2 separate regions of the Mus musculus genome follow, and region 1 is linked to region 2. A link is a loop called in an ENCODE intact Hi-C map of the cell type or tissue named here. Cell type or tissue: gastrocnemius. All regions are shown on one strand. Links, peaks and the distances in the headings refer to the core of each region. The heading gives the core; the rest is flanking DNA.

What was found. A loop is a pair of places that touch in the nucleus more often than their neighbours do. Peaks named below come from ENCODE experiments on the same cell type or tissue, not always from the same donor. Only the 100,000 strongest peaks of a DNase experiment are listed, where the experiment ranks them.
Region 1: it touches region 2 in a loop (2.9-fold over the local background); 5 of 42 quality-filtered maps call a loop at or near these places.

The regions. Positions count from the first base shown.
Region 1 is chr8:8,764,494-8,775,658 of GRCm38, forward strand. No RefSeq gene overlaps it. Among named protein-coding and RNA genes, the nearest start is that of Gm39127, 47 kb to the left of the region's middle. In gastrocnemius, for the core only: a CTCF peak has its summit at 6,129; a DNase peak (open chromatin) is centred at 6,085; H3K27ac peaks cover 2,584 bases.
Region 2 is chr8:8,820,812-8,831,976 of GRCm38, forward strand. No RefSeq gene overlaps it. Among named protein-coding and RNA genes, the nearest start is that of Gm39127, 100 kb to the left of the region's middle. In gastrocnemius, for the core only: no CTCF peak of the experiment used is centred there; no DNase peak of the experiment used is centred there; H3K27ac peaks cover 1,639 bases.

The DNA.
Region 1 (11,165 bases), core at 1,819-9,818, 57 kb before region 2:
TTCTTGAGTTCTTTATATATATTGGATATTAGTCCCCTATCCGATTTGGGATAGGTAAAGATCCTTTCCCAATCTGTTGGTGGCCTTTTTGTCTTATTGACGGTGTCTTTTTGCTTTGCAGAAGCTTTGCAATTTTATGAGGTCCCATTTATCGATTCTTGATCTTACAGCACAAGCCATTGTTGTTCTATTCAGGAATTATCCCCCTGTACCCATATCTTCGAGGCTTTTCCCTACTTTATCCTCTATAAGTTTCAGTGTCTCTGGTTTTATGTGGAGTACCTTAATCCACTTAGATTTGACCTTAGTACAAGGAGATAGAAATGGATCAATTCGCATTCTTCTACATGATGGTTTCTCTCTTTCTTTTTTCTTCTTCTTCTTGTTTTGTTGTTGAAGTTGTGTTCTGAGTTCTGGGAAGGACGTATGTGTATGTTATGCTCTATTTTTAGATGTTTATAAATGGGACAGTTATCCTGCAAAGTGATAAATAGGACTCTGTTCCTGGTAAGGGAGAGCCAGTAAAACAAACAAACAAACAAACAAACAAACAAACCTACCCACCCACCAACCAACCAACACAAAACCAGGACAGAAGACATGTCTCAGAGGTCAAGAGCCCTGGCTGCTCCTTCAGGGCACCCAGCTTTAGTTCTCAGCACCCACATCATGGCTCACAGCTGTCAGTAACTCAAGTTTCAGGGGATCGCATGCCTCTTTTGGCCTTCAAGGGCACCAGCCTGTGAGTGGCGCTCAGACAACCATACAGGCAAAACTCATACCAGTAAAAAAGTAAAGTAAAGAGAAACAACAAACAACGAAACAAATCAAAACCAAAGCAAAGATGCTTTCTGCTGTTTTAGAACAGCAGAGCCAACAGCTTGGGTGTTTATTATTCTGACTGGATACAAATTTGATTTTGAAGTTGCAATTTGTTATTGTTTTAAAATGACCTTTATTAAAATGGCATTCAAATAAATCACTTAGTTTCAAAAACGATTTCCAAGCTTATGGGCGTGTTCATGATCAGAGGTAGCATTTGGGATACTGAAAGAGCCTGGTTCTGTGTTTGCCCCTTTATGTAACGAATCAAAACCTTGATGGTTACTTAGCATTATGTACACTCAAATTGGTCATGCATACTTGGCAATATTCCATATTTGATAATAGCAGTGGAACACTTGTCATTTACATACATACATATATACTCAAACCCATACATACATACCGAACACATGTATGTGTATGTATATTGTATGTATGCATATATATGCACACATACCATACCTGTACACACACAGAATGTGCTTGTGCCTGTGCACATGCATATGCCATGGCTTAGGTATGGAGGTCATAGAACAACTTATGGAGTCAGCTTTTAATTTGTACCACGTGGATTCTGGACACTGAACTCACTGCTGTCATCTGGCTTGGTGGCAGGACCCTTAGCCACAGAGACATCTTTAAGACCCCTGTTATTATTTTTTACGATGTGTAATAACTCTGCATGCCCCTTTGCTTTCATATGCTGTTTGGTTTCTCTTTCATATTCTTGCATGGCTTTCATTTCCAGTCTTATTTTGCAAATGGGAGAAACTGGTACCCAGCAAGGTCAAACAGCTCACCCCAAGTCATCCGCTTAGAGGATGCAAAAGCCCGCAGAATTAGCTTGCTTCCACTGTGTCCATTAAGCTAGCTGAATGAGGGAGATGTTGAGTGGAAGCCGCAGAGATGAGGGAAGGATGGGTCTCCAGGGCTGTGCTAGTTTTGACCAGATTCCGTGGAAGCAGGGTACCAGTGCGCACTAACGCTCAGGATGCTTTGCCTTACGTGGTATCCACTGAAGCTTTCCAGGCAGCAGTGGACAATCAGGACAGTGCATACCATGGGGGCACCTGTGGGGGACGGGCAGACTCGAGCATGCCCTCTGTGTTTTGAACCCTGCACATTCCTTCTCTGTCCCTTCTCATGTCCCCTTATCTTTGCCACTTGGCTGACAGGCTGACATCTGAAAGCTCATTGTGTTGTGGAATACTGCCTCCCCCCTCCCCCCCTCTACATTTGTTTTTGGTTGTCTTACCACCCAAGATCAGACTTCATTACTTCATTCCTGAACACTCTAATACCGACTAAATATTTCTCGTTTTTAGACTTTTTTTTCTACTTGAATTCAGCCTGAACCCATAACACCATCTAATTAATTTTCTCGAGACACTTTGATCATGTAACCACCCTGACCTCAAAGTGTTAGGCACCCATCTGGCCTGTTGGACAAAGCAAAGCCCTCTGCACAGCTCACACGGTGGTGACGGTTGTGGACCAACTCTGTAGAAACGCGTCAACATGTTTGCTTCCAATTTTTTTTTTTTTGTTCACACCTTTTAAGGCAATAAGAGAAATATCTCCTTTCTTCTCTGCCAAGCCAGTCATCCCAAATCTCAGGGCTGAAATGAACCTTTACTCTCAAGATGTGCCCTCCCGCTCAGGCACTTAATGATCTGGTCGGGGGACTCTCTTCTCCTTCATCTCCAATCACATCAAGAGAAGCTGAAGACAGAGAATGCAGGTGAGGGCACAGGACTCATAGGAGACTTAGAACCAACATGGCTGTCGTGTGAGCCACTGTAAGGACAAGTGCCTCTGTGGCTTTAATGGACAAGGAGGCTGACGAAATTCCAGAACCAGTCTGAAGTTACAGAAAATAAAGGTTAGCACCGGGAGAGGCAGGAACAACAGGGATTGCTGTCATGCGACAACCTGTCTTAGCCGGCACTGACAAAGCTGCTGGTGTTTCTTCACGGCAGTTGTTCGAGGATCCATATCTCTGAGAATGTAGTGTGATCCCTGCCCCTCAGCACCTCAGGGAAAGGGTCACTTTGAAGTCTGAACAGCCCAGAATTCCCTTCGAACACGGAAGGCTCGAAGCTGGAAACACACCTCTTGTAATAGGTTCATAACATTTCTACTGGGGCCATTTCCCCACCAGGTCCAAGAGACATGGCCACTTTAGTTCACACCATTGTTCACAGAACTTTTGATGGGGATTATTTTTTTTTGATCAAATCCCACAGTTCCCCCTATCATTAGTGACATTTTACAACACTCACGTATATCACATACCATGTCAGCCACAGTCTGTCTCCAGCACCATAAGTCCTGGAGTCATGCCTTATAATTTTGAAGTTTCTGAACCATATATAATATCAAGGACATGGTGTTTGTAACTAAACAATATGCGGGAAGAAAGTCATGGCAATGGCATTTGGCTGCAGTTGAAAGCTTAGCTTTTAATGTTTCTGAAGATCTGAAAGATACTCGGTTTTTGTTTTCTCCAAGGGTCCTTCACAGTTAACTGCATAATGCCCAATTAGGAATCTTAGAAGAATTAAGGGTTGAGAAAACCCAGCCTCTATTGGAATCTTTGATTCTGCCGGCCATACTTTCCCCAAACCAGTTTTTACACAAGCAAACTCCCTGTGGGATAGAGCTGATTGTTATAACTTTTGAGTTTGCCTTGCAAAACCACAGACCCATTACAGCAAATGCTGCAGTTTAAGATGTTTAAAAGTCTACAATTGTAGCTGATTTTGTTCATTACTTGATCAGGAGAGAGAGAGAGGAAAAAAATACCACAATTCTTTTTTTTTCTTTTTTCTTCAGGTTTTAAATGAACTGAGATTTTAATATTTATTTTCTAACTTTTGTAGCATGTTAAGCACAATGTTTTTCTTTCTCAAAGGTGGGGGAATCAGAAATCATGAAAAATATCTTGATCTAAAAAAATGGGAGACAAGGACAGTTATCATTTGTCGCTTGTGAGCGGGGAGTACAAGGGAAGCCTTGTTTAGTCTCCCTGCACTGTGGTCAGGGTATGACAGGCTACCCTGCCAGCCACAGAGACAAATTTGCCAGAGCTGCAGGTGTCACGCTCATATTGGAAGGTGTAAGTCGTTTGTCATGCATCTGGTTTTGCAGAAATACTGGGGCCGTAGGAATTTATAAACACAGTTCCCCTTAATTTGTGGAAGACATTATACAGATAGCATTTTTCTCGGGCCTAAGGCAGGAATCAGAGTCATTTCCCTCTTGGGGAGTGGGGCAGCGGGACTGCACTCTCAGTTTGGTGAGAGGAGTTATGGAAGTTAGTGGATGAATCACAGATTCAGGTCCTGAATTTCATTGCTCTGCACCAGCGTCTCCCAGCTCAGTACTGCTCACATTGCAAGCCCTGTAGCTCTGGACAGTTGGGGAGCTGGCCTGTCCATACCTTGCTTCTCTACTTGTTGTCATATTTAGGAAACACCCCAGGACATTTTAAAATGTTCCTTATGGCGGGGTGGGGTGGAGGAGTGAGGAAAGAAACCATTTTCTGTTGATTAATTTTTATTTTTTAACTAGACATACACTAGAGTCACCTGGGAAGAGGGAACCTCAGTCAAGAAATTGCCTTCATCAGATTGGCCCATAGGCTTGTCTATGTGGCATTTCCTTGGTTGGTAATTGACCTCGGAGGGTCCAACCCACTGTGGGCACTGCCATCCCTAGGCAGGTGGGACCGAGCTGGGGGAGGAGCCAGCCCAAGGAAAAAGCCAGTTAGTATCATTCCTCCATGGTCTCAGCTTCATCTTTGCATTGAGCTCCTGCCCTGGCCTCCCTCAACGCCTGTGATGTAGAAACATAAGTCAAATAAACCCGACCCCAGGCTGCTTTTGGTATGTGGCAGAGACATACACTGGAACACTCCCAGTTGAAGACCGCTACTGTAGATTCGCTTTATATTTGGGGCTGCTCACTTCATATACGTCATATACCATGTTAAAGGAGAGCGGCATTTCCCGGGGACAAAGGTCCGGCCTTGTTCCAAGGAGAGCAGGTGTTGTGACTTGCAGCGAGTCTTTCAGAACGCCCTGGCAACCATGGCTGCACCTGGGGCCAAGCTCAAGGAGTCTTTTATTAGACTTTAGAGCGTTCAGAAGAGTTGTATTTCCTAAAAGTCTCCCCTTACCTTCGGGGCAGTGCCCACTTCCATTTCAGTTGTAAATGCCTCCGTTGGCTCTTTTTTCTCACTGCTGAAATAACAGCCTGGCAGTAATGACTTTACGCTCAATGCGTTTGGTTGGGGATATGGTGCACCGTGCAGGGAAAGACTTGCCACTGGCATGTGAAGCCATAACATACGAGCTGGGGGTGCAGCTTCTTATATCTTGAGGATACTGGGGAAAAAGGGGTCTCTGGTTGAAATGTGGGCTGGTTATAGCCCATAATGTCTGTACCCAAGAAATCTATTTAAGGCGAGGGAGACCCCTCCCCGTAAGTCCCCCAAGTCCTCCCAAACGCTACCGGCAGCAGGAGACTAAGTTTCTATTAAATATAAGTCCACGAGGGATATTTCAGATCTAAACCATAATAGTAACTATAAAAAATACACAATTATATAGCGGAGAACTCAGCGTGTGTGTGTGTGTGTGTGTGTGTGTGTGTGTGTGTAGACTCCTTTTTCCATGGCAAGCATCTCCATGACTAATCAATCAGTGTGCTCCTTACCATTGAACTAAAAGGTCAAGTCTCATTGCAGATTTTTTTTTAACACCTCAGCAGTGTGTCAGAAGAAGGGCTTAGGTGGAAACCTCTGTGTCACAAGTTATTTGGTAACTAATGGTAGCTATGGACGCAACTTTATTTGAATTACGGTGGTAGTGGTGGATGCACTAAAGTCTAGAAACCAAAGAATGTGTCTGGCCAAACTTCATGTTTTCATAAATGATCTTATTGATTTTTATAAGACCCGAGGGAATCCAAGACGATTGCAGGTGCTGAAAAGCTCCATTATTTTCATGGGGTACCCACCTCAGTTTTAGAGGTGAGTACCTGTATGACCCGCTTCTCTTATTGCTGTGGCGATGTTCGCTGCAGAACGACTTAAAGGGTGAAGGTTGTGCCTGTGACATCAATTTCAGGTGCTCTCGAGGGCGGATGGGCATTAGCTTCCATGAGACACTTTGTGGGTGTCAAGTGGTGACTGGTGATTAAGGACCCGAGCTCCAGGCAGGCAGAGCAGGCAGCCTGCACAGCCATGACAACGGAAAGGAAGAGAGTCATTGAAAACAGGGTGGGCTCTGTTGCCCCTGCTGGTGGTGAGAAGAGACACTTGGTGTAGGTCGGGCCTGAGCTACTGAGCCAGGAAAGGAGTCAGAGAACTCACCCTGGACATCATTTGCTGAGAAAGCATCTCCCTCTAGGGTGAACGCTCACTCATTTTGAGGTGTGTGTGTGTGTGTTTGTGTGAAGATCTTCTCTTTCAAGTTCAGGGAGCCACAGAACTTGGCACACATTATCAAAAGATGGAAACCAAACTACCAGGTTCAGTTTCTTTTAGGAGCCATATTCCATTCTGGGGGGAGGAACGAGCCATCAATGTGGACCCTACTTTAGGCTCCTCCCATACCCACAGGAAATTTTGATACATACTAAAGTTAGAAAGCATTGATCTAAGCCATACACATCTGGGTTTTGGTACACTTTCTGGGTGTTAGCGTGTAGTGACTCAGGGTGGGAGATGTCTCTGTTTTTGCACATGCTATTGGTTTGTGAATGCAGCCCATGATCAAAGAGGACAAAATTCTAGGTTGCTCTCTAATCCAGGTGTCCTGGCCTTGTGGGCCAAACCATATCGGGGAATGTGTTGGAGGCGCTGAACAAATATAAGGACACCTAGCTCAGGGGGTTCTGAAGGAATGGTGAAGCAGTGGAGATCTGGGGAAGATCAAGCTGAGGACAGGCTGGGGACAGTGCATGCTTCCTTGGACACCAGAAGCTTGCCTGCCATCCACTCCCTGGGATCCTCACATCCCAGGAATGTGGTGGTTTCAGCAATCAGTTTATCACAGTTTAACACTTCCAGGTCTATTCCAGTGTCAGCCTATGTCCAAGGAATGTGTGTATGTTGGGAGTGGGGTGAGTCTCCAGGCCGGGGGACAATATAGCAGGAGGAGTTTCCTGGCTGGACTGGCTTCTTAACACTACTAACATATTTTCGCACATTGGGAGAGTTTCATGAGGTCCTCTTGTTCCCAAATATCTTTGACTCACCTTATTCAGTGGCCTGTGTTCAGAGTGGGATCTGATTATTTGGAGAACTCAAACAACTGTGCAAGAAGGAAGCCAGACAGGTACCAAGGCTGTTGGGAAAGCCTGGTCATTGAGGGGGATGGCCTGGGAGCTGAGATATATTGAGACCAAGAAAGTCAAAGGACTTCTGAGAAGGGCTGAAAAGCTATTCTCTTGCGTAGGCCATGCTCACAGGTACATGACAGGGGTTATCGCAAATAAGGGCCTTGGAGTACAGTGGTGTCAGGAGCCAAGGTGAACACAAGAATACTGTGGACCTTGAGAACAGAGAAGGGGAGTGGGGGACCCAAGACTGCAGAGAGAAGGCGTCTGGTTTGCAGCTTTATTGGCCACCTCCGCCTCAGCCTTTGCTAACCACTGTGTGGTTGTGAGGGAGAGGAGGTGGTCACCATGCCATTGTGGTTCCTGAGTCAGCCAGAGCCCATTGCCGCCAGGGAACCAGACTCCGTGAAATGTTAATTATCTGTTAGAAAAAACAGTTTATTTTATACAATGCTGAAAACAAAAATCCAATCCCCGAGCGGGCTCTGTCATTTGACTCGCGCAATGTACATTTATTTATGCCCCGTAAAGGTACAGGGAAAGCCATACAGTGGTCTTTTTAAAAAGGTGATAACACGTTCTTTACACTAAACCGTAACACCTACGCACACAGTGATTGAGTTATAGTCAGAAAGGCACCATAAATGACATTTCCTCCCACTAATTTCACATTGCCTGTGCAGCTCTGGGGAGTAACATTACTCTTCAACAGAAAAATGTCCTATCCCACCCTGGCAACGCCTCACAGCACTTGTATTCCCGTCAGTTTTTTTTTTTTATCAGCTTGACTTGCCCTGTTTCTTCAGGGGTAACTTGTTCTCTGATGCTAGTCTGCATTTTATGGAGTGTGGAGTCATAGCAGTTTCCTTGTCCTGGTCCCATTAGCTTCCTGGTCCTATTGTTTGGAGTCTCCAGATCCTGATGTGTAATCCAACTGTTTCCCCACTATGTGGGAAGCGGAAAGCTGCCGGCCTATGTCTTGAACAACCCAAGCTAGAGCTTTCCTTTCCCAGGAAGATGCTGGCAAGACTTTCTGGGATGCAGCGCACACAGCAGCTGTGCACAGGGAGTGTGTCTGGTGGGTCCCGTCACTGGGTTGGAATCTGCTGGCAGCATGATTTCTGAGTTAAGTCTAAAACTCTGAAAGGAAGATCTCAACAGTATTTGGGTCTGTTTCTTGGTGGGTTTCAACTTTTTGCACCGGGTTATGTTTTTTATTCTGCTGTTTTCAAGTTCTTGATTCTACACCCTCCCCCAACCATCCCCCCCCCCAATTGTTGTTGTTCTCCTCCTTCTCCTCTTCTTACTCCTCCACCATATTGTAATGAACTCACATTTAACAGTACATGTAGCTAGATGAATGTAGACCGTGCAGGTAGAAAGAGACAGGAGTCGTAAATGATAATAGTTTTTCTGATTTCGACCCTGTCACAGTTGTTCTTTTTCATCCTGATGCTCACGTCTTCCGAATGCAGAGTTGTAGACTGAGCAAACACTTGCTTGGATGGTTCCCATCTCATGAGACAAGTTGACTCTCAGTCCATTGTGTTGACTCTCAGTCCATTGTGGAAGAAGTCACCTGACTCACATCCCCTCAGTTTCTCTCCAGCTCCGAATTCCTCTATGCAGCTCCTGACTTTTCTACTTTGACCCAACCCAGAGCTGGCTTTCTTTTCACAGACTAGTGCCCCTGCCCACAACGCTGCTTGGCATATCCCTTCTTCGCCCTGTAAGTGTCTTCTTTCACAGAAGGAAGGTGAAAGAGTAATCTATTTATTTTTGTTTTTGAAACAAGAGTTTCCCTGTGTAGCTCTGGCTGTCTTGGAACGCTGTAGACAAGGCTAGCCTTGAACTCAGAAATCGCCTGCCTCTGGCAGCAGAGTGCTGGGATCAAAGGTGTGTGCCACCCCTCATTGAAAGAGTAATTTATAAACAGTAGATTGTACAGAGCCTTGTCCCATGAAGGAGGTGATCTGTGTCTTAGGCCCTTTGCTGTCACTGTTTTTCATGCCAAACATTTTCACTTTGGAGAAATCACCATGGAAGCCATCTTGGTGTCCCACTCTCCCCCTTGAAGCACACCAGTCTTCCTCCGAACTCCTCCATAACTGTGCAGAGCTTAGATTCTGGCTTATTACGAAGCAGGAAGCAAACGTGGGGGCGGAAAAAGCCGAGAAGGTCTGGAGGCGGGGACACCTGTTAACAGCAATCAGGAGTCTAAGGAATCAGGAGGTGATGAAGATGGGCACTGGGTGTGTCAGGCAGAACAGGAGAACTCAGGGAGAAATGTCACACTGGCCTCATCCGTAGGCAGCTGCTGCTACAATGACAGTGTGTGGGGTTTGCAGGGTGTTTAAGCAAATATGGGCCTGTTACAGATAGAAGGACCACGAGGGGAGAATTACCTGATGTGGGGGTCAATGATGAGATAGATCTTAGGCACACTGATATAGGATGCTAGGATGGCAGGAATCTTAATTTTTAATTGCTATTGGAGAAATTGCAGTGAAGCCAACGTGACCAAGACAATGTGTCAAAGAAAGCATTTAACTCAGGCTCATGGTCCCAGAGGGCTAGAGTTCTTGACCTTGATGGTGGACAGCATGACAGCAGCAGGCAGCACGAGGCTGGAGCAATAGCTGAGAGACCAGTGTGGTGCACAGAGAATTAACTAGCCCAGGCTGGCATGGGCATTTGAAACCTCAAAACCCACTCTCAGTAGCACACCTCCTCCAACAAGGCCACAATTCCTAAACAGACTATGAACTGGGAACCAAACTTTCAAATATCTGAGCAGATGGAGGCCATTCTTGTTCATACCACCATAACTGGCTTTGTTGCTTTTGTGCCTAGGGTCAGGAGAGCATATAAAAGCAGTTAGAGCGGGCAGGGGGAAGTCAGGAGGCTACAGGAGAACAAAGAGAATGGGCTGGAGTCCTGTTAACCCTTCTGATCGTCTGTGCCCTTCCTTCCTACCTCTTAGAAATCTCATTGTTTACTAAACACCCTCAGGGACCAGGCTCCACCACTTTGACATTTGGGTGACATTTCACACCCAAACTGCAGCAGAGGTCGTTGGGCCCTGCTAATTAAGCCTAAGTCTACTGTTATCCAGACAGTCCTCTGAGTTTGGTGCTAAATGGGGCACTCCCTTTATCAGCAGGGCTTTTCCTTTTCTGACATTGTCTGGGGAGCTGCTAATCCAGATTCCCTCTACCTGCATAAAGTCGAATAGCTTTGGCGAGATTACAGGTTCAGCTTCCTTCCTCCTGATAAGACCCTGTCTAGTAAGTACCTGAGATTCCTGGAATGCCTCTCCATGCAAATGAGGCATACAGAGAACTTTAAAACTCTAGCCACTGATTTTTTTCATTTACCCTGAAAACTCCTTCCCACTTTCCAGAGTCCATATTTAACCCTGGTTCACCCTAAATAAAGTGTATATGCTCACAAGCTAAGATCAACTCAGCGAGCTGTCTCATTGAAGGTCCTCAGAGAGGCCTTCACCTAAAAGACCTTAACACTAAAATCTTGGAAGAAAGCCTTCTCTCCCGGTCACCCCCCATCCCCTCCAGCACTCAGTCCCAGGGGGACCGGAATCTTCAGTGCTCTACCTATTCAGGACTCTGATTCATCCTCGCCCAGTGTGTAGAGGTGTCTGGACACCCTGAGAGGAAGGAAGCAGGGGACTCTAAACCACAGCTGGTGTCCAAAAAACGCATACCAGAAGAGGTTGTCTATATTACCTTACACAAGATGACCACAGGGTACAGTGGGCAAAGCCCTGTTTTAGAAACTAGTCTATAGATAAAGATCTGCAAATCCTGCTCTTGCCCTCAGGATGCAGGCTCTCTAACAGTGGAGGCAGAACAGCAACAAGGAGTTGCCATCCGGTTCCCAAGTGTCATCACAAAGGCGAAGAAGAAGTCTGTCCTTGTCTCCAGGGTGGAGTGGGTGGTGTAATAGCCTGCTGTCTCTCTACCACTGAGAGGAAA
Region 2 (11,165 bases), core at 2,130-10,129:
GGTCCTCTACAGCGGCCCTGGCAGGTCTCCTGGTTTGTCATCACTGTCACCTGACTTCCAGTGTCTTCAAGTGATTATAAACATACTGAGTAGGAGTTATATCTTATAAATATAGGATATTAGCATAAGTACATTTCATCGCCAGTTTTCCCATGCAAATGTAAGGAACTCATGACATTTCTGTGTGTGCGCATCAGTCTTAGTTACTTGGACATGTGTCTGTGCCAATACCCTTTACTTTATCCGGTTAAGTGGGTACAATGACCCGAGGACTGTTTTCTAAGCCTGCAAGCCTTCCCCTTAGCTTCGGTTCCTGATGGGGGAGGATTCCCCACGCAGTATTTCGCTCCTTAAATCTCCCTTTTTCAAACTGAAGAAAGAGAACATGGCACTGCAGAGGCAAGAAATGCAAGCAACACTCAAGAGCACACTATTGAATGTGTAACTGCTGAGACAGGGTGAGAATGAGTAGCCTTGTGACGGCTTGCCCCTTATTCCCAAAGAAAAATGTAGCTGGCTGTTGGCCAACAAGCTCATAGTGACAGTGTATAAAATGGCTTATCAGGGAGACACGGGAACATGAAAAGACCCAGTTGTTTGCATGAAAGTTTTATAATCTCACAAAGTACAAACGGCTTGTAGTTTTTTTTTTAAATTAACAGAACCCCATCAAAATCCTAGACATATTTTGCAATAGAACAGGGTACTTTCACTTGATAGGTATTCCAAATACACACACACACACACACACACACACACACACACACACACACACACAAACCACCAAGACTTTTGACTTCTGAATTCCTTTTCAGTGTGCCCTGTGCACCTTCTTATATTATGTATCATCCTGCCAGGATGGCTCAAAGCTATCTTGATGATGGTGCCCAGCATCTAGAATGTGTCTCTTCATGCTGGCCAACATTCCTCATGTCCAGCCCCAACACCACGTCTTCTTCCTTTCACCTTGTCATTTTTATCTCTTCGGGTTTCTATCGGACCCCTTTAGTTACTGCCATGTGGTTTGCTGCCAGCTGTTTGCAAACTGGGGGTAGTGATGCTACATAAGACCAGATGAACTTGTGCTGTGTGTCTGAATTAGGGGATACGACACAGAGGAGCTTCAATGTAGGTGAGGGGTGTTTGCAACTCAATTTGACCATTAAGGTGTCAGGGAGGCGGTGGCGAACTCATCCTGAACAGGTTATTGTGTGTTCCTTCTGTATGCAGTGTTCTTACTCACTAGGGTGAATGCTGGATGAGCACTCTCCTCATAGTTGTTAGTAACAGCTTATTTGTCTTCCCTTCTTCTTCCTCTTCCTCCTTCCTCCCCCACCCCCTCCCCTTCCCTCCTCCCCCTCCCCTCCCTTCCTTCTTCCTCTTCCTCTTCCTCTTCTTCCTCTCCCTCTCCCTCTCCCTCTCCCTCTCCCTCTCCCTCTCCCTCTCCCTCTCCCTCTCCCTCTCCTTCTCCCTCTCCCTCTCTTCCTCCTCCTTCTTCATTCCTAAATTTCTCTTCTTAGTCACAGGGTGCCACAGTCACCAGAGGAGATGGACCAATGTGAGAGAGTGGACAGGGGATTGTAGGACAGGATTTCTCATGCTGGGCATGGGTAATATCTTAGGCTGCATGCCTCTTGATGGAGGAATGCCCCATGTATTGAAGCATTCTGACCTCTATATTATCCATGCCAGGAAAACGTACAACTCATATACCGCCTTCAGACTTCGGCCAGCCTTCCTCCAGCTTGAGAAGTGCCTAGCTCAGGTCTTGTGGCAGCAACAGTAATGTATTCTCAGTTCCACTCTGCTTCAGAGCTTTAAATCAGACGGCATCTTCATCCTGCACGGGCCTTCCTGAGGACTCCACAAGCATCCTGATGTCACTCAGCTCGCTCACAGGTCACCTCTGTGTGGACAGCAGTCCAGCACCTCCTCCTCGTCCCTGTCTCTCTCTGTATCACATGTTCCCTCCTGAACTGACATTCACACTGCTCAGCTGCTTTGTGCGCGACCTCACTCACTAGAACTTAAAATCCCGTGGAGCCGAGAGTTGGGTTTGCTCGCTGATGTGTTCTATTCAGAAGCTCACATGTCCTGTCTGTGAGTGATGTCAGGGGTCTGCCCCGTTACAGGCAAATCCAGAGCCTAGAACAGTCTGCTGAGGAACGGAGGGTAGGAGGACGTCTCTCACAGCCATGGATAGACTGACCACAAACCCTTTGCTCTTCATTTGTGATTACTGAATACTATGGATTCTTCCTATCATGGAAGAGTTATACAAAAAGGGATAGTTCTAATATGCAAGTTGAATAGGTCCTTGGAAGTTAATTTCCCTTTCCCGTGGAAAAGGACATCGTGAGGCTATTGTTTCCTTCCCCTTCGCTAAGGCGTTTTCAAAATGCCAAGAAAGCGAAGCTAGGAATTCAACCAATGGCTTCATGCCTGCCTCAAAAGCAAGTGGTTGTTTTTTGTTTGTTTGTTTTTTGTTTTTTGTTTTTTTTAATTTAAAATACTTAAAATGCATTTTTCTCTTTTCTTTTTTGTCTTACTGAAATAGTTTCTCGTCAAGAGGGATATAAACTGGGAAGCAAACTAGACTAAAATGTGCCAGAGAGATCCACGATGAGCGGTAATGGCTATGTCCTGTCTGCAGAAGGATTCTGTGTTCACAAACAACTATAGGGCTCCCCAGACATGAGTGCTTGCAGGCAGACGACAATGTGTCTTGTGAACAGGTGTATTCTTGAGGGTCTTGAAGCAGTGATCATCTGTGTGTCGGTCTCATTATGACAAAGGAAATGTGACTTTGTGTTCGGAGTCAGTATCTACAATCCAGACGACCAGGGTTCAAGTACAGTGCCACCATCACTGGCTGGCACCTTGGCGAGCATGCCTCACCATGGCTCAGTCTCAGTTCCCTCATCGGTGAAGAAGCGCAGACACACGTTATGTTACTCATGGAGTTGTTGGGTTTATTACATGAGAAAACTTGTAGGAAGTCAGGGGTGGCTCTGGCTCTCGGAAACCTCTCAGGCCTGCTGGTCTCATGTGAATGCTGTGTTATCACTCTTCCAAAGTAAGGAAACCCTGAGAATACTGGCATAGGAGGTTTCCTGGTTCTGCTGGGCTCAATTCTGGTGCAGTCTAGGCAGGAAAATTGAAAAAACTATGGAAGAACAACTTGTTTTCTCATTTATATAATACTTATTCCAGTCATTTGCACAAATATTTATGGTGGGAATTCAAGAGAAATCATAAAGGAAAAAAAAGAATTATGAATCTTCAACTTGTGTGTGTGTTTGTGCAGAGGAAAAGGGGACCTATGCTTACCTCCTTTAAAACAAACTAATTTCATTATGTTTTAGTAAGAATTAGCTATTTTTGTGAACCCAGCATAAACACACTCATACAAAAGAATGTAAAATCAAACATTCTCCCCTACTGTTTCCAGACAACACCATTAGCATATTGTTCAACTTCTTTTCAGAAATTGTCTCACATAAGATTTTAGAATCTGTTCTAAGACCTAATTTTATATTTTGAAAGTTTTAATTATAAAAGAGATTAAAAACTTGAAGTGGGCAACATATGGAAAACTGGCCTAGAATGGGCTCTCCTTTTCCATGTGTTGGTAGATGCATGTCTGTCTGCCTGCCTGTCCGTATCTGTCTCTCTCTCTCTCTCTCTCTCTGGTGTGTGTGTCTGTGTGTCTATTGCTAGGAAGGGATCCCAGAGCTTTGCCCATGCCAGGCAGGCACTCTATCACTGAGATATACACCAGTCCTTGAAATCAACATTTTGTAAAGTAGTGAGATCTGGGTCTTGGAACCAGCTGTGTAATTTTTCAGTGTTTAACTCTCAACGCTCATTGTTCCTACTAGAGAAATGGGATAATTACACATATGGATCAAAGCAGTAAGCTTACCTCACAAAAGTGTATCCTGACAGAGCCTTGGTCTGGGTTAGCTCTTTACCATCCTTCCCTATCCAGGGGCTCTGAGAAAGCCCACACAGCTAATCGTTTGTTAGCTGCAAGAACCTTTCCTCTCACCCTCTTGTTTTGTCATTTTAAGCTTTAGAGGGAATCTTGGGAAGGCATGTCCAAATATGTGACTGACTCTGAGTTCAGGAGTAGCTCAAAATGAATCCATCCACCTGATGTGTATATACCAGGGGTTCTCTAGCTCAAGGTGGGAAGGAGCAGGGAGGTCGATCAGTTCCAACCTCTGGAGAATGAAGATGCAAGACTCATGTCACCAGTACAGCCACTGGCTTGAAGCCCAGCCGAGTTTCCTGCTGAGCATTTGGAGTCACCCAGCTCCAAGCCTACCCTTCACAGAATTTTCTACATTGGAGTCTCTGATTTGAAAACTAAGACTCTCTTGCTAACAAAAATATTCAGAAACAACAGCTGTAAACAATATTGTTGTTATAACGAGTTTCAGGAACTTGAAAGCATTTCTTACGGTCTCCGTTTAATAATGCTCAGAGATATTGCCTCTCTCTGCATCCTCAGATGACGATCCAATACACTGTCTGTCTCGAGTATTTATAGATCCCTCTGGAGCTCCTGTTCTATTTTAATATTTTTTCTGTGTATGTGTGTGTGTGTGTGTGTGTGTGTGTGTGTGTGTATGTGTGTGTGTGTGTGTATGTGTGTGTGTGTGTGTGTGTGTGTTCGTGTGTGTTCGACTGTTTCTTAAAGAAGGACTTTAATTGTACCTGGTATTTGCCAACATTAAATACAAGTATCTCTTATTTTTCCTTCCATATCCACCATGATGGGTACTAACAGACACATGAGGCACAAGTTGCTACAAGAGTTCTACGTGTAAGAGAAGCATTCTTGAGTTAATGCTCAGGTGGAAAGTATGATGGTATCCTTTGCCCATGACAAAGTTAGTGCTCCCTTATACTCAGCAAATTTGCCATCTGAGTAGATTTGACTACTTGCATTGTTGATGAGTAGAGTTGTGAATATTCACTATGTCCTTCCAAAGCTATTTACTGTTTTCTACATTTCCTATAGTGAACACTCACAAATGTTGGGAAGTGATGTAATTCTACAAAGATCCGATGTATCAGATGGTCCAGTCATGCCTACAGCACTTAATACTATATCCTTGGGTTGTGATCTGCATAACACGCAGGTTCTTTTGTGGATAGGTTTTGGGGTTTATATTACTTTGATAGATTAGAAATGGCTCAAGGTCCGGCATGGAGTCTTCCATTGTTGAGTTATCCCTGCCTGTCAAAAAAAAAACAAAAAAAAAAAAAAAAAAAAAAAAAACCAAAAAAAAACCTCTACTATTGTCAGTGAGCCACTCAACTGACCATAAGGAGAAATGAACAGGGATTAATAAATGATACTTCCCTTTCCCCATCAAATTTACAGTTCACCGTTACATACAAAATGTATAAAGCCCATTCTGACCAAGCTTTTATTGGATTGTTAATGGTAGCACTGATGCAAAAAACTTTTACGTGAAAAAGAAGCAACTTCTCCCCGACTATAGCCAAGCACAAACAGTTCTGGCTTTTCGAGCACTTAACAGGTAATTTTCCTTCTGTGCTTCTCCTGGATGCTGCTCCGATGTGGGTGTGGATGATAAAATTGACTCAGTGCCAAAAGCCCCAACTATCTCCAGCAGTTCTTGCCCCTTGAGAGTCCGACTTGCTGTGGAAATCCCTCCAAAATCAAGGCAACATCTGTGATCTTAAGCCTGCCATCTGTAATAGGTTTCTGTTAAGATGAAAATCTGATGTAAATGATGGAACTGAGGACCTCAGACTCGATGCACAGAACCGCCATCTGTGAGAAGAAAAAAACCCAAACACCTTGTTTGTCTGCTCAGAAGAGATGTGGAGCTTGGAAATAGAAAGGAGACAGTTAGGCAGCAGTGGCCGGAGAATCTCAGAAGCCAGGCATCAGTACAGGACTTAAGGGGGACTAGTTAGAAATGTCTCAGTGATTTTCTGGGTGAGGGGCATCCCAATTCTTTTTAGGCTCAACGGTGCTTGCACACGTCTTCCTTGTTACTGAGGCTTCCGCACTGTTAGAGGTGTTTTGATGGGACTGGTCCACAGGGCACAGTGTATGTAGTCAGCAATCTTTAGCCCAAGGCATGCTCGAGGTTAACAGAAGCCCTGAGCACTCCCTGAGGCCCAGGGCCTCTCTCTGTGTCTGGCAAGAGAACAGTAGTACACGCCCTTTGCCTCACACACAAGGACAATCCTCCTTGGGAGAATGGGAGGTGAGCCAATTTGCTAATACGAAATGAGCAGAAGTATTATGAGCACTCCCCGAGTAATTAGGGAAGGTGATACGAGCAAATTGGAACCTCAGATGAACTCCCTAGGAAAGACGTTGTTCACAGGCTGAAGGAAGCTGAAGTCTGTGGGAGCACCCTTAGAGTATGACGTGCGGGGAGGGATGAAACCAAGGGTGGTTCCTATGGATAAACCACGAGGGGATGCTATTGGTGCTGCAGAGGTGGGTGTGGATATCCACCCACCTGGGGAAAACACCAAGGGTAAACAACAGAACTCTGAATAAAGTAGGTTATTTTGAAATACACCAACACAATCTGGTTATAGGGCATCCATCCATTCAAAGGCATGGCTCGCTGTGGTAAATGGGACCACATGTCAAGGATTATCTTAGTGGACATAGGAGATTCTCACACACGTCCTACATGGGCATTTTGTGGAGCTATCAAAACTCTTTTGTTCTTACCTTGTGCCCATCTTCCAAAATCAGTGTGTCTGCTCTTGCTGAGGCGCCCGGGCACACTGCCTGACCAGTGGGCAGGTCCTTGTCCAAGTAGCCAGATCTCACTCTTGCTAGGGAAGAGCACTGTTTACTAAAATAGTTTGTCTTTAGATGCCAAAGGAAATCAAATTGTAATCAAAAGCTGAGAACAGGCTGAAGTCATCAAGGCTGTCCACTCCAGATTTGGCATCTCTGCATGTTCCCAGGCCTATTAACTACGATACGTTTACAAAAGGGAAAAGCTTTATTGCTTTCAGAATTTGTTTTAAATAATGGCCCAGCGAGGCACTGATGCAACAGACCGCAGTGGCGTCTACAGTGGTTCCTGTAGTTTTCAGGAACACAGAGATACAGGGAGGGAGGGGGAAAGGTTTTATCGACATGGCTCGATAAAGACAGAATGTATTTAGCTGAACTTTGAAATCACAGGAGATGCTGACCAAACTACCAGGGAGACTCTGCTGTGGTCAGTGTATTGTGCCAGTGATGTGGAGAGATGCTAGATCAGTGGGTAAAGGCTCCATCCCTGGGACCTGCTTGGCAGCAGAAAAGCAATTTTTCACACCACAAGATTTTACTTCCCTCCCCACTCTCATGCCATGCTATATCACATACATGTACCCCCATACATAAATGAATAAATATAACATACAGAGACTAAGGACTAGCCTAGTGGGGGTGGGATTTGTAATCCCAGTGTTTGGGAGGCAGAGACAAGAAGATCAGAAGTTTGCCGGGCGTGGTGGCGCTAGCCTTTAATCCCAGCACTCGGGAGGCAGAGACAGATGGATTTCTGAGTTCGAGGCCAACCTGGTCTACAAAGTGAGTTCCAGGATAGCCAGGGCTACACAGAGAAACCCTGTCTCAAAAAAAACAAAAAAAACAACAAAAACAACAAAAAGAAGATCAGAAGTTCAAGACTGTCTTTGGCTATAGGAGGCCTTGTTTTAAACAATGAAAAAAGAGAGTAAAAGGGATGGCTTTCCATGTCCAATATATATAGAAGAAAGTACGATCCAGTGGTTCTCAACCTGTGGGTCGAGACCCCCGAAGAATCAAAACGTCCTTTAATAGGGTCGAATACCGGATATCCTGCATATCATATATTTACATCACAATTCATAACATTAGCAAAACTAGTTATGAGGTAGCAATGAAATAGTGTAATGGTTGGGGTCACCCCAACATGACTAAATGTATTTTTAAAAGGGTTTCAACATGAGGAAGGTTGCAAATCACTGGTTTAGAGAATAATCCTAGGATATTTCATTTGTTTGAAAGTTTTTTGGTCTGTTGTTGTTGTTGCTGCTGTTGCTTTGTTTCCTGCCGAAAAGAACTGATTTCTGTTAAAATGGAAAACGCTAAAGAAAACTGTTCTTTCCGCTTTCAAAGCAGGATGTGTGCAGTTGGTCTCTGTCTCGGGGGCTTTGTCACAACTCTCAGCAGTGACTTCTCTTTCTCGGGTGATTTTTTTTTTTTTAATGAGAAAATGTTAGGCAGTACAGCAAATCTGAGTAGAAGTCACAGGGTAGGACGGCATCCCCATACTCTAATTTATTTCTTTCTTTTAATTCCATTTAGCAGAAAGTTAAGCACCCCATTTCGGCATGCAATTCCCCTAAATAAAAAGAAAAAAGAAAAAGAAAAACAAAAGAGCCGAAAGCTTTGAGGACTAATGGGCCAGCCAGCCGGGGCATCTCACTGTAACATCGTAGTAAGGTTTATATATGGAGTCCGTTTTCCGTCTTGGCACCAATTCACGAGTGCTAGAAGCAGGCTACTATAAAATAAACCCTTCGCCTCAGTGCGGCATGGCCGAGCTGTCTTCTCATCAAGCTGCAGCTTTGTAGTATGTGAGTTAGTCCGGGCCAAGGCTAGAGAGGAAACGATTATCCCACCAGAGGCTCCGAGGGGAGAATTAAAGTCATCAGAGCTGGCAGGGCTAGGCCTTTTCTTTGAACACAGGAATCCTGCTTCAATTCATCATGACCCCTCGTGGAGGGTAGTGGGGAGAGGACACGCTTGGATTCTTCCTGTACCAAAGGAGTCATTTATAAGGTCTCTTCTCACCCTCCAGAAATAGGAGAGACTAGCTTCTTGGCAGAGGGAGGAAGGAGGAATGTGCGAAGTAGGGCAGAGAATCTACAATGGAGTTCTTCAAAGCTAGTCTAAAATGCAGTGGAAAACCTATCCTAAAACCACCCAGGGCACTCAAGGAAGCAGAGGTCGGAGGTCAGGGAGCCAGGGTGGTGCTGGGTCAGGGTGCTTGGCCAAAGTGAAGCAGCTGTATTTCCTTTTGAGGGTCACCTCTGACTCCTCATGCTGGAAGTGTGGACCACTGCCTCTGGCCTTGATCAAATATTGTGATCTTCCAGGTGTGCCCTAGTACCTGGTGGAGACAGCCACTTGGGGAATATGGGTAATCTCCCCAGTGAGAGGGTCTATCTCTCCATAGCTTCTCTTTATAGGCAGTGACCTACATTGCGATGAAGAGAATAACGTGTGTCCTGCCTAATTTAGGAGCATACCCAGTGCCCTTGGCAAAATGACTGTCCTCATCTTTGTAAGGATCACATCCTGTGGAGAGACACCTCGGCAGAAATTTAATCCAAAGAAAGTCTTTCCTCAAAGTCTAGTAATAAAAGAATAAATCTGAATAAAATACCAAAATACTGTTTATAGATGCATGCTAGGAGCTTTTTTATGCCCATCAAAAAAAAAAAAAACAAAAAAACAAAAAAACAAAAAAAACAAACCAACAAAAAACCCAAAACCCAAAACAAACAAACAAAAAACCAGGGCCAAGAACCCCACAGGAACCCCCACCGCCACAGACATTTTCTAGAACCTCTCTCCTTGTTGGTTTTTTGTTTGTTTGTTTGTTTTTTAAATGAGCATTAGTTTTGTGATCCTGTGAAGTTCTCCAGAATGTCAGCTGAAAGCTTCTTGTTATCACCCAGGCAGTACAACCACAGCGAGGCACTAAGAATATAATACAGTGCACGAGCGTTATTGCCGGAGATCATTCAGCATCAGGCCCCAGCCGCCATGCAGCCACACAGCACTTCCTTTGGGGGTGACCTAATGTGGGGAACAATACAGAACACATAAATGGATTTCCTCCCCTTTGGTGACTGGGCTGTCCCCATTGTGTATCTTTATGAGGCATTGAAAACTGGGAAGTGTCTTGACAAAGGGCCTCTCCGGCCTCCAGGATCGATGGCTCTTTCTCACTATTCTTTGTTCCTCAGATAAGTTCATAGATTGTTTTCCCTGTACAACCGGGGTGCTGACTAAGCTCGGGGTGGCCACCACTAAACTGGGCACCAATGGTTGGACTGGCCAGTGGCCAGTGGCAAGACCCTTTGGAAATATCCATTTATTGTCACTGAATAGATTGGTTCATGGGACCTCTGTGGTTGGTCAAAGCTGGGGGTAGGGGGCTTGGGGCAAGATGTGGACTCTATGCAGTTACTGGGTTATTCAGAATAAGAGCTCAGAGTCAGAGTCTAGTTCAGTCACGGGGCTTCTGTCTGATATGTGTAAAGGACAGGGTTCTACCCCTCAGGAGAGAGAGAGAAACGGACAAATTGGGACAATGAGAGACTGAGAGAGTAAGAGAATCTAGAATGAACCCTCAATTTTTGTCCTGTAACCAGAGAATGTTCTGTCCCTCCTTCCTAAACCAAGAGGAAGGAGGGGCTTCGACAGTTCACTCACAGTGCTTCCAGGGTACTGAGTGGGAGAAGAGAGGAGCCATCATCCAGCTTAGAAGAGGTACTTCTGATCCATCCTGCCAGACAGACACCAGAGGCCACCCTGTGGGCTGCCCTGGAACTAAACTGAAACACAGAGGCGTTCATGGGTTCCATTCGTATTTACTATGAGCGGAGCATTGTGAAAGAGGCAGATGTGTTAAAGACACACTCCCACACATCAGGATTACGTCACGGCCAGATTTAAGCACCCACAAGGTCTAAATGACTTCATCACAGAAAGGCCATTGTCTTGGATCCTATTATATGACACGGCTCTTTTCTTGAACATTCTTGGCTTGCCACCTGGACTCTGCCTTTGTTTCCTCTTTTAAACCTGGGACACACTTGGTCAAGGAGCCATTGTGTGTTATTGTGAAGGGCACCTTCACGTCATGGCTCACATTCCTTTATCTCTCAGATGAGGGAGTCTCTCTGTTGAGGCTGAGACCCTTCTGGATGCCCCGAGAGTGGTCAGAGCGATGTGTAAAGGCTGACCAAGCTATTTGCTTCCTTGTTTTAAGTAATTCCTAAGCGTTGCTCCTCAAGACCAGGCTCCATCACTCTTCAGTTACTCAACTCATAGAGTTCCCAGGCTGTGGCAGTCTATGACCTAATAATCATGGGCTAGAAATCAA